Linked DNA regions of Homo sapiens: region 1 is linked to region 2. A link is a loop called in an ENCODE intact Hi-C map of the cell type or tissue named here. Cell type or tissue: heart right ventricle. All regions are shown on one strand. Each heading gives the region's core, and the rest is flanking DNA. Links, peaks and the distances in the headings are about the cores only. Region 1 overlaps LOC112267957 (a long non-coding RNA gene). Region 2 overlaps TFEB (transcription factor EB).

Region 1 (4,379 bases), core at 77-4,076, 220 kb after region 2:
CAGATGGCAAAGAATTTTTCTTCCCTAGAAGTCTGCACATTATCACTCTGATCTATAGCAGAACCTTAATAAGATCTGGCTGTTGCCCCTTCCTGCTTTGTCAGCTACACCTAAACCAATAATGATCATGATCATGATACCAAGAATAATTCTAATGCTCCTGTGGATTTTCAGATCACTTAAGTTTATAACGTGCTTTCACACCCCTGTCCTCAAATTCTCAAAATAACCCTTTAAAGGGGGGCAGCTTGCCCAGCAAGCTACTCCCCAGCCCCTACTTGTGGCAGCTTTCTTCTTACTGGAAGCCCTAAACAAAAGAATTCTGGCCTGTGGTGGCACTGTAGTCCCAGCTACTTGGGAGGCTGAGGCAGAAGGATCACTTGAACCCAGGAGTTCGAGGCTACAGTGAGATATAATTCTATGATTGCAGCACTGCACTCCAGCCTGGGTGATAGAGTGAGACCCCCCCACCTTTTTTTTGAGACGGAGTCTTGTTCTGTCGCCAGGCTAGGGTGCAGTGGCACCATCTCGGCTCACTGCAACCTCCACCTCTGGGGTTCAAGCGATCCTCCTGCCTCAGCCTCCTGAGTAGCTGGGACTACAGGCGTGCGCCACCATGCCCAGCTAATTTTTTGTATTTTTAATAGAGACAGGGTTTCACCACATTGGCCAGGATGGTCTCGATCTCTTGACCTCATGATCCGCCTGCCTCAGCCTCCCAAAGTGTTGGAATTACAGGCATGAGCCACTGTGCCCGGCCAAGACCTCCTTTCTAAGAGAGAAGAAAAAGAATAGTGGCCTTGCCAGAGAGACCAGCTGTAACTCCTGTGGCCATGGGTGGGTGGTGGGTACATGGAAGAGCACCCTCACGTACAGCACATGCGCACATGAGCAAACGGCGAATCCTATTCCATAGGAAATAATTAAGCGCTGAATCATGTGTACTGAGCTGGGAGGAGGCTGAGATCACCCAGGGATGATTCCAGAGTGTGGGGCAGGATTTGGAGACAGAGCCCTGGCCTTCCAAATAGGCCCTGGATATGAGAAAGAGGGGAGCCCAGAGAGAGACTTGGGAAGGGGCAGCCAGCCAGGCTGGGGATCTGAGAAGGGATGCGTTGATGGTACCACTAGAGTGAGGGGAGGGAGGGCAAGGTTTGAAGTCAAGGTCGGTGTGCTCCTCAGCTCCTCCAGCCTTGGTCTTCTCCTCTAGCCTTTCTGGTTCCCTGTCTTGTCTTCTGGTGCTTCCCCTCTCCCTTCATTGGACAACCCTGAGTTTCATACCTGGAGCTCACAGAGACTGCAGTGGTGCACCCTGGGAAGCTGGATGAAGCAGCGCTACCCACACTAGGATCTGCCTTCAGGGGCCCACTCTCCCACGAGGACATATGCTGGCCTCATGCTCCCAAAACTTGGGCATCACCAGGGTAGTGAAGGAGGCACATGAGGAGTTGATCAAGGGTGCGAGAAGATCCCTTCTGATACTGGGCAGTGCCCCTCCCTGGTCTTCCCCCTCTCCACCTCCCATCCATCTTACAACAACTTCCCCCATGTGCACCCTACTCTCTCCTGCTATACTTTTCAGAGTCTGCTCTTTTTTTCATTCACTCATTCATTACTCCTGCATTCATCCATTCAACCAACATTTACCAAGCACGCTCTGGGATATAAAGATGTTTTATACTGCATCCTTGTTTGCAAAGAGCTCATTATCTATTAGAGAAACGGGCACGTGCAGAGCAAAGAATAATGCCTAGAGGAGCGAGGGACAGATTCCAACCAGGCACGACCACCCTCTAAAGTGGGCAAGGCAGATACTGTTCTCACTTGAGAGGTGAGCAGACTGAGGCTCAGAGTTCTACTAAATAGCCCAAGGTCATGGTTGAGTGTGAGAAACAAAAACCCACTCACCTGACAAGCGAGTTGGCTTGTCACAAGTTCCTACCTACTTCCTTCCAGTTCTTCCTTCCCTAAAATCATCTAATTTCACATTCAGTCCTGGCCTCTGTTCATCTGCCCACTCAGGAGTGTTGGTTAAAATAATAATCCCGTATACTGACCAATAAGAATGGACGCTGGTCATAGCAATGGAGCAGGGGCCTGAGGCCCCCTGCTGGGCGGGGTGCTAATGTTTACTTGCTGAATGGTATGAGGTCCAGCAAGTCCCAGATGGTTGGAGGTTGGCCTTCCCTGGTTAGGGGCAACGACTACTTACTAACTTTAACAACCAGCCTCGGCACAGTGACATACAGCACCTAGTGATCAGTGTTGCATCCATCCACTCATCCATCTGTTCATTTACCCATGATTCCCATCCATCTGTAAACCTATCACCCCACACTGGCCCCACCCACTAGGATGCACTGAAGACTGTAGGGGAGCATCTTTGAAGTCAAAGACAAGCTTCCTTCTCCCTAGGAGCTTACGCTGGGGAGTTGGGGAGCCAGGACCGACCCATTCAAATGTTAAACAACAGCCCAAGAGGTGTCTCAGGGAAGTTCAGGACGGGTTGCCTAGTGCCTGGCATGTGCCTGAAGGGTTCAGAGCAGTTAAGATGTTGTGTATGTGGGTGAGGAAGGAGAGAGCAGGGAGGCTGTCAGGGTGCAACTAGCCTTTGAGCTGGAGCTTTGAGCAAATGATGGTAAGCCTCTCAGCTTCTCCTTGGCCCGGCCTCCTTCTCTATCCCTAATGTCCAGGTCTGAGTATTAGTTTGTTGTGGGCCTGCCTACACGCTCCCTCAGAAACCAGAGGGCAGGGACCCAGAGGTGCCGCTTACTCTGATCCTGGACTCTCTCTTGGGCACACACAATGCCTCCTACAAGGAAGGAGCCGGCCTGCTGTTGGGTTTCCAGCTCTCCCCCTCTACCTTCTCTTTCCCTCACTTTCCTTCCAGGGGCTGTCAGTTTAACGGACAGGTGTTTAATTCCAGCCTGTCAGGCGCCTGGAAATGCCAGCCTCACTGCACATCAGTTGGTGGAGTTTGCTTTTAAAAGAGTGGCAAGAAACTGAACTCTGCTATCTGCAGCTGAGCCCTCTCTCTGTCTCCATCTCATTGGCAAATGTGGTTGCACCTTTCTTGCTGTTTTCCATTGAGGCACCTGAGCTCTGGGAAGCAGAGAAGGCAAAGAGCCTCTCCAAGTGCCTCCAGTGGAGGTTGAATGCCTGAGTGCCCAGTGTGACCAGCTATGTCCTTGGCATGTGCTGGGCCTGCTTTTTAACTATTAAGTCATGCCATAGCTAAAACACACTGCTTCTGCAGCCCTGGGGCAGAGAGGCAGCTGTCAGCTTCTCCAGCCGGTGCAAGCTGCTGCTTCTTTCTGTATCCACCCTGCTCCGGTATGAGCCAGGAACTGCGTGCTCACCTCTGGCCTGGGAAATACATGGAAGCAGCCCCAGGAATCTGCCCACAGAGCTCTGGCAGCTTAGCTATAGGGGTTAGAGCATGGTCCACAGTTCACCGTGTAATGCTACCACAGAAGGACTAGCCAACCAGCTCCTCTATGAGTCTTTGGGAGAGGGTGTCAGGGCTGGAAGACCAGAGGTTAGAAAAGAGAACCTATCTTTGGAGGTTGGGGATAAAGCTTGAGGAATTGGGTCAGAAGTAGGGGCCTTTGGGGCATATCAACTAAAGCCAGAGGACAGAGTTCACAGCCCAGCTCAGGCAATGAAAGCACTTGAGTGGCATCTCAGAGGGGTGCTGGGCTCGCCCTGGCACATGGCTTCCCTCTAGTTCCTTTTCTGCCCTCCCATGCCCATTTCCCTCCTGCTTGCTTATCTATTCTTTTTGCTTTGCCATCTCCTACCTGTCCCTCACACAGACCTCCACCCACCACATACCCCAACGAGGCATCACAGTTCCTAACGAAACGGAACCACTGCCAGATGAAATATATTACTATTAAATACTTAATTCTTCTTGTGAGCAGAGAGCAGGCAGTATGAATACGATTATTAAAGAAAATTACTTTGGCTGATCAGATATTTCTGCATACTAATTTCTGACCCCTCTTCCCTCACTCCCGCTTCTTGTCCCTTAGAGACCAGGACAGATAAAATTCCATCACAAATAGCTGATTACTGAGGCTTGCATTAAAAATCACATTTTCTCCCCGCCTCTCCCTCTCTGGAGCCTTTTCTACGCTGATGTCCTTGCTTGAAGAAGGGGTGTCCCTAGATAGCAGCTACCACTGGACAACATCTAGGGAGACCCTATTTCATCCTTCTTCTCCTCTCCCCACACATTTTCTCTGATATCAGCAGATCCACTTTTCCAGCTAGTTCCCTAAATGGCCAGAGATCCTGCAAGCTCCAGGGCTCCTGCTGTCAGCTCCTAAAGCATCTCATCACAGCCTCTTGCTCCACTGTTCTGTGCTTAAGAACAT
Region 2 (4,379 bases), core at 68-4,067:
CCTGAGGCTGGCCCTTTACACAAAGGGCAATTGGACTGCACCTTGTTTCTCTTTCTTATGGTAGATGACACAATTTACATTAAAATCTAGCACACACAGGCACAAAGTGAAAAATCAGTTTCATGAAGTAACGCTCCCCTCGTCCTTAATAGATGCAATGCATTCTAATAATTTCTATTCTAGTCTAGTCTAGACAAGTCAATTTCAATTAAAAAAATAGAAAGCTGGTCAAGACTCACTACGGTGGCTTCACAACCCACTAATGAGTTACGACTTGTAGTCTGAAAAAACACTGGTCTAGACTCTAGAGCTACCCTATGCTTTCTTCCAGCGGAAACACTTTGGGTCTTGGGTGCCGTAGGGCAGGGGCAAGTGCTGTGATAGAGGCCCAGGGGAGGGGTCCTGGTGGCTGGTGCCCATAGGTGTGTTCCCCAGCCTTCTGTCTGCTCCCCTGCAGGAGCTGGAGATGCAGGCTCGAGTGCACGGCCTCCCTACCACCTCCCCGTCCGGCATGAACATGGCTGAGCTGGCCCAGCAGGTGGTGAAGCAGGAGCTGCCTAGCGAAGAGGGCCCAGGGGAGGCCCTGATGCTGGGGGCTGAGGTCCCTGACCCTGAGCCACTGCCAGCTCTGCCCCCGCAAGCCCCGCTGCCCCTGCCCACCCAGCCACCATCCCCATTCCATCACCTGGACTTCAGCCACAGCCTGAGCTTTGGGGGCAGGGAGGACGAGGGTCCCCCGGGCTACCCCGAACCCCTGGCGCCGGGGCATGGCTCCCCATTCCCCAGCCTGTCCAAGAAGGATCTGGACCTCATGCTCCTGGACGACTCACTGCTACCGCTGGCCTCTGATCCACTTCTGTCCACCATGTCCCCCGAGGCCTCCAAGGCCAGCAGCCGCCGGAGCAGCTTCAGCATGGAGGAGGGCGATGTGCTGTGACCCTGGCTGCCCCTGTGCCAGGGAACAGGGGCCGGCCTGGGGGCTGGGAGGGCCAGGGGCACCTCCCTCCCACCCTTCAGGCTGCACTGTGTGTGAAGTAGCCACCTGCCCTGCCTCCCTCCTCCCCGTTGGCCCCTGTTTGGACTTAGTGCCTGTCTGGCAGCCTGTGGGGTCAGGAGAAGCACCCCCAGGGCAGCCCTCTTGACTGGCGCAGTGGGAAGAGGCCTTCAGCCCCTCTCCCGGAGATGGAATCGCGGGGCAGGGAGGGGCAGGGTGTTCTAGAGGTGAGAAGAGGGCCTGGTGGAGATTCCCTGTCTTCTGAGCCCGAGCCCCTCATTACCAGTGAAGGACATGCTTGAGGGGTTCGGGAAGCTCCTCATCTGAGGCAACTGGTCCTGGGGGTGCTCAGGCCTGCCTTTTTGGGACTCAGATGGCAGGAGGTCCACCCCGCAGCCTGGTCCTCGGCTCTCCCACAGGTGGGCACCCCCCACTTTGGTGCTAATAGCTCTCCACCAGGTGGTGTGAGCGCGGGGGCTGCCAGAAGCGGGAGGGGTCACTGCCGGAAGAGCAGCTGCCCTCCGACCCCTCACTTTGTGCCTTTAGTAAACACTGTGCTTTGTACTTGCTGGTCCTGTCTCTTTGGAGTGGGTCTAGGGCTGACAGCGAACGGGAGGATTCAACCCAGCGGGCCCCCTCCAGAGTGCGGATGCTGCCTGAAGGGAGTCGGGGTGGGGGGTACAGGGAAGAGGGAACACGCTTGTCACACGCCTCAGCCCTGCCCGGGGAAGACGAGGGGTTTGGGTGCTGAGGGGGGCACGGTCCCTCCTCACGGCCACGAGGTGGCGCTGCGGCCACGCCGGTTCCACACCTCCAGCGGCGGCCGGAGCGAGACTAGTTGATGTGGCGAGAGGGTTGCTCACAAACCAAGTGCGCCGCCCTTAGCTGCTTATTTGGGGCACCCTGGGCCCGGGGTGGGGGGCATGCTTCTTCTGTCCCACCCCTGTTCTGGGGGTGACCTCCCCAGGTGGGCGGCCACCCGGCTTGAGAAGCTGTAGCTGGGCGCTCTGGAGGCGGCGCTCGCGCTCTGTCTGCCAGACGGGCTTCCCGGTAACTGAGGGGCTGCGTCCTGCTAGGGCTCTGGGGAAAGGGACCCCCGTGAGCTAGACAGGGAGGAGATGGGAGTCCAGGACGGCGCGTGGGGTGTTATGGGCCCGGGTCCCCCCGCCCCGCTCTGGCTCTGGCAGCGAGGCCTGGGCGCGGCCTTTCCTCCGAGCTGCAGTCCTTGGGCCTCTGCTTGGAGACGTTGGTGTTTATGACCTCGCCTAGGAGGGGGACATGGGCTGGGGACAGTCAGGGTTCGACTGGCGGCTGCTCGAGCCCCGGTGCCTGGCGGGAACAGGGAGAGGGCTTTTCGGGCTTCATCCAGTTCCCCTCTGCTCTCCACGGCCGCTTCAGGCAGAGACCAAAATGGCTCCCCGTCATCGCCCTGAGAGGCTGAAGGGGCCTAATTTAAAAAAAAAAAAAAATCCCGGGATGAAAATGGCTAATAGGGCAATTTCCTCTGTGCCGAACGGGAGATCAAATCAACGTTGAGCAATTAGCGTGCGAGGGGAGAGAAGGAAAATGGGCCGGGCGGCTGGGCGCTGATGGTGGCCGGGCTGGCGCAGGCTGCAGGATTAATCTCAAGGTCAGATGGAGCCGGGGATGACCTTGTGGAGCCTGAGCCAGCCGGGGCGCTGGCGCCTCCTCCTAGTTCCAGGTTCCACCCCACCACCTGGGACTTACCCATGCCCTGGAAACCCCTCTGAGCCCCGTCTGGGTCAAGCCCTGAACTCTGTGAGACACCTGATTAACTAGGCTTGGCCTGCCTTGGCCGGGGGATGAAGGCTCCGGGAAGTCCCAAGGCCGGTCCTTCAGGCCCCTGAGAAGTCTCTCCCGACCCCACTGGCTCTTCCACTTCACCCTGGGGATTGACCTAGTGGAGTGGAGGGCTGCCCACCTGCTTCCTCTCACAGCCCTTCAAGATCACGGATAGCCCTTCCTGCCAGCAGATGTCTGCTAAAAAGAAATAAATATTTAAAACATTTTTAAAAAGGAAAAAAAAAAAAAAAGAAAAAGATCACTGATATCCCCGCCTCCACCTGCCTGCTGCTTTCCTGCCCCTGGGCTCCTTCAGCCTGGCCACTACCTCTGGCATTGGAGTATGGACTGCATATTCGACAGGACAGAGGGTGTGAGTGGGGTTCTGTCCACAAGAGGGTGCCCTGGGCCAGGACTAGGCAGCTGCCCGCCGCGGCTGGTGGGGGTGGGGGAGTCTCAGCTTCATTGTACATTCCAAGCTGTCTGCCTGGGTGGCTCCCATCCTGCCTGGGAGTCCTGCAGTCCTACCGATTTGGCTGAGGCCGGCCCAGGAACTACTTCCGGTATTTCAATAAGCCACCAGAAAGTGTTCCTGTTTCTGAGACCAGCCTGAAGGACCCTCACTTTGTGGCTGGAATGGAATCTGGCTGGTGATTATGAACGACTCTGATTCAATAAGAGGGCAATGCATCCTTCAGCAATATTTATTTGGTGGACAACACCTTTCCAAGTGTCAGGTCCATGGAGGAAATTCTTTTTTTTTTTTTTTTTTTTTTTTGAGATGAAGTCTCACTCTGTCTCCCAGACTACAATGCAGTAGCGCAATCTTGGCTCACTGCACCCTCTGCCTCCCGGGTTCAAGCGATTCTCCTGCCTCAGCCTCCTGAGTAGCTGGGACTACAGGCGCACACCACCACACCCAGCTAATTTTTTATTTTTAGTAGAGATGGGATTTCACCATGTTGGCCAGGCTGGTCTCAAACTCCTGACCTCAGCTGATCTGCCAGCCTCAACCTCCCAAAGTGCTGGGATTATAGGTGTGAGCCACCACACCCGGCCTTTTTTTTTTTTTGAGATGGAGTTTTGCTCTTGCTGCCCAGGCTGGAGTGCAATGGCATGATCTCAGCTCACTGCAACCTCCGCCTCCCAGGTTCAAGCAATTCTCCTGCCTCAGCCTCCTGAGTAGCTGGGATTACAGGTGCCTGCCACCACGCCCAGCTAATTATTTTGTATTTTTAGTAGAGATGGGGTTTCATCATGTTGGCCAGGCTGGTCTTGAACTCTTGACCTCACTCAGGTGATCTGCCCTCCTTGGCCTCCCAAAGTGCTGCGATTACAGGTGTAAGCCACCGTGCCCAGCCTGGAAATTCTTTTTTAAAAGGCAGAGTAGGGCCAGGTGTGGTGGCTTGCACTTGTAATGCCAGCTACTCAGGAGGCTGAGGCAGGAGGATTGCTTGAGGCCAGGAGTTTAAAACCAGCCTCGGCAACATAGCAAGACCCTTAACTCTATTTTTTTTTTTTTTAATTAGCCAAGCATGGTGGTGTACACATGTGGTCCTAGCTACTCAGGAGGCTGAAATGG

The links. Peaks named below come from ENCODE experiments on the same cell type or tissue, not always from the same donor. Only the 100,000 strongest peaks of a DNase experiment are listed, where the experiment ranks them.
Region 1: it touches region 2 in a loop (5-fold over the local background); 51 of 110 quality-filtered maps call a loop at or near these places.

What each region holds. Positions count from the first base shown.
Region 1 is chr6:41,461,218-41,465,596 of GRCh38, reverse strand. All of the region lies in intron 2 of LOC112267957 (a long non-coding RNA gene), which reads left to right. Among named protein-coding and RNA genes, the nearest start is that of LINC01276, 39 kb to the left of the region's middle. In heart right ventricle, for the core only: a CTCF peak has its summit at 2,100 (motif pointing left); a DNase peak (open chromatin) is centred at 2,116; H3K27me3 peaks cover 671 bases.
Region 2 is chr6:41,681,157-41,685,535 of GRCh38, reverse strand. It overlaps TFEB (transcription factor EB), which reads left to right. Exons shown (of 9, transcript NM_001271944.2): 9 at 458-1,558. The coding sequence ends at 937. Among named protein-coding and RNA genes, the nearest start is that of MDFI, 45 kb to the right of the region's middle. RefSeq lists enhancers at 1,815-1,994, 2,015-2,094, 1,629-2,454, 2,455-3,281 and a silencer at 1,711-2,005. In heart right ventricle, for the core only: CTCF peaks have their summits at 1,572, 1,779 (motif pointing right), 2,978 (motif pointing right) and 3,179 (motif pointing right); DNase peaks (open chromatin) are centred at 1,795, 2,727 and 3,215; H3K4me3 peaks cover 1,843 bases; H3K27ac peaks cover 2,366 bases.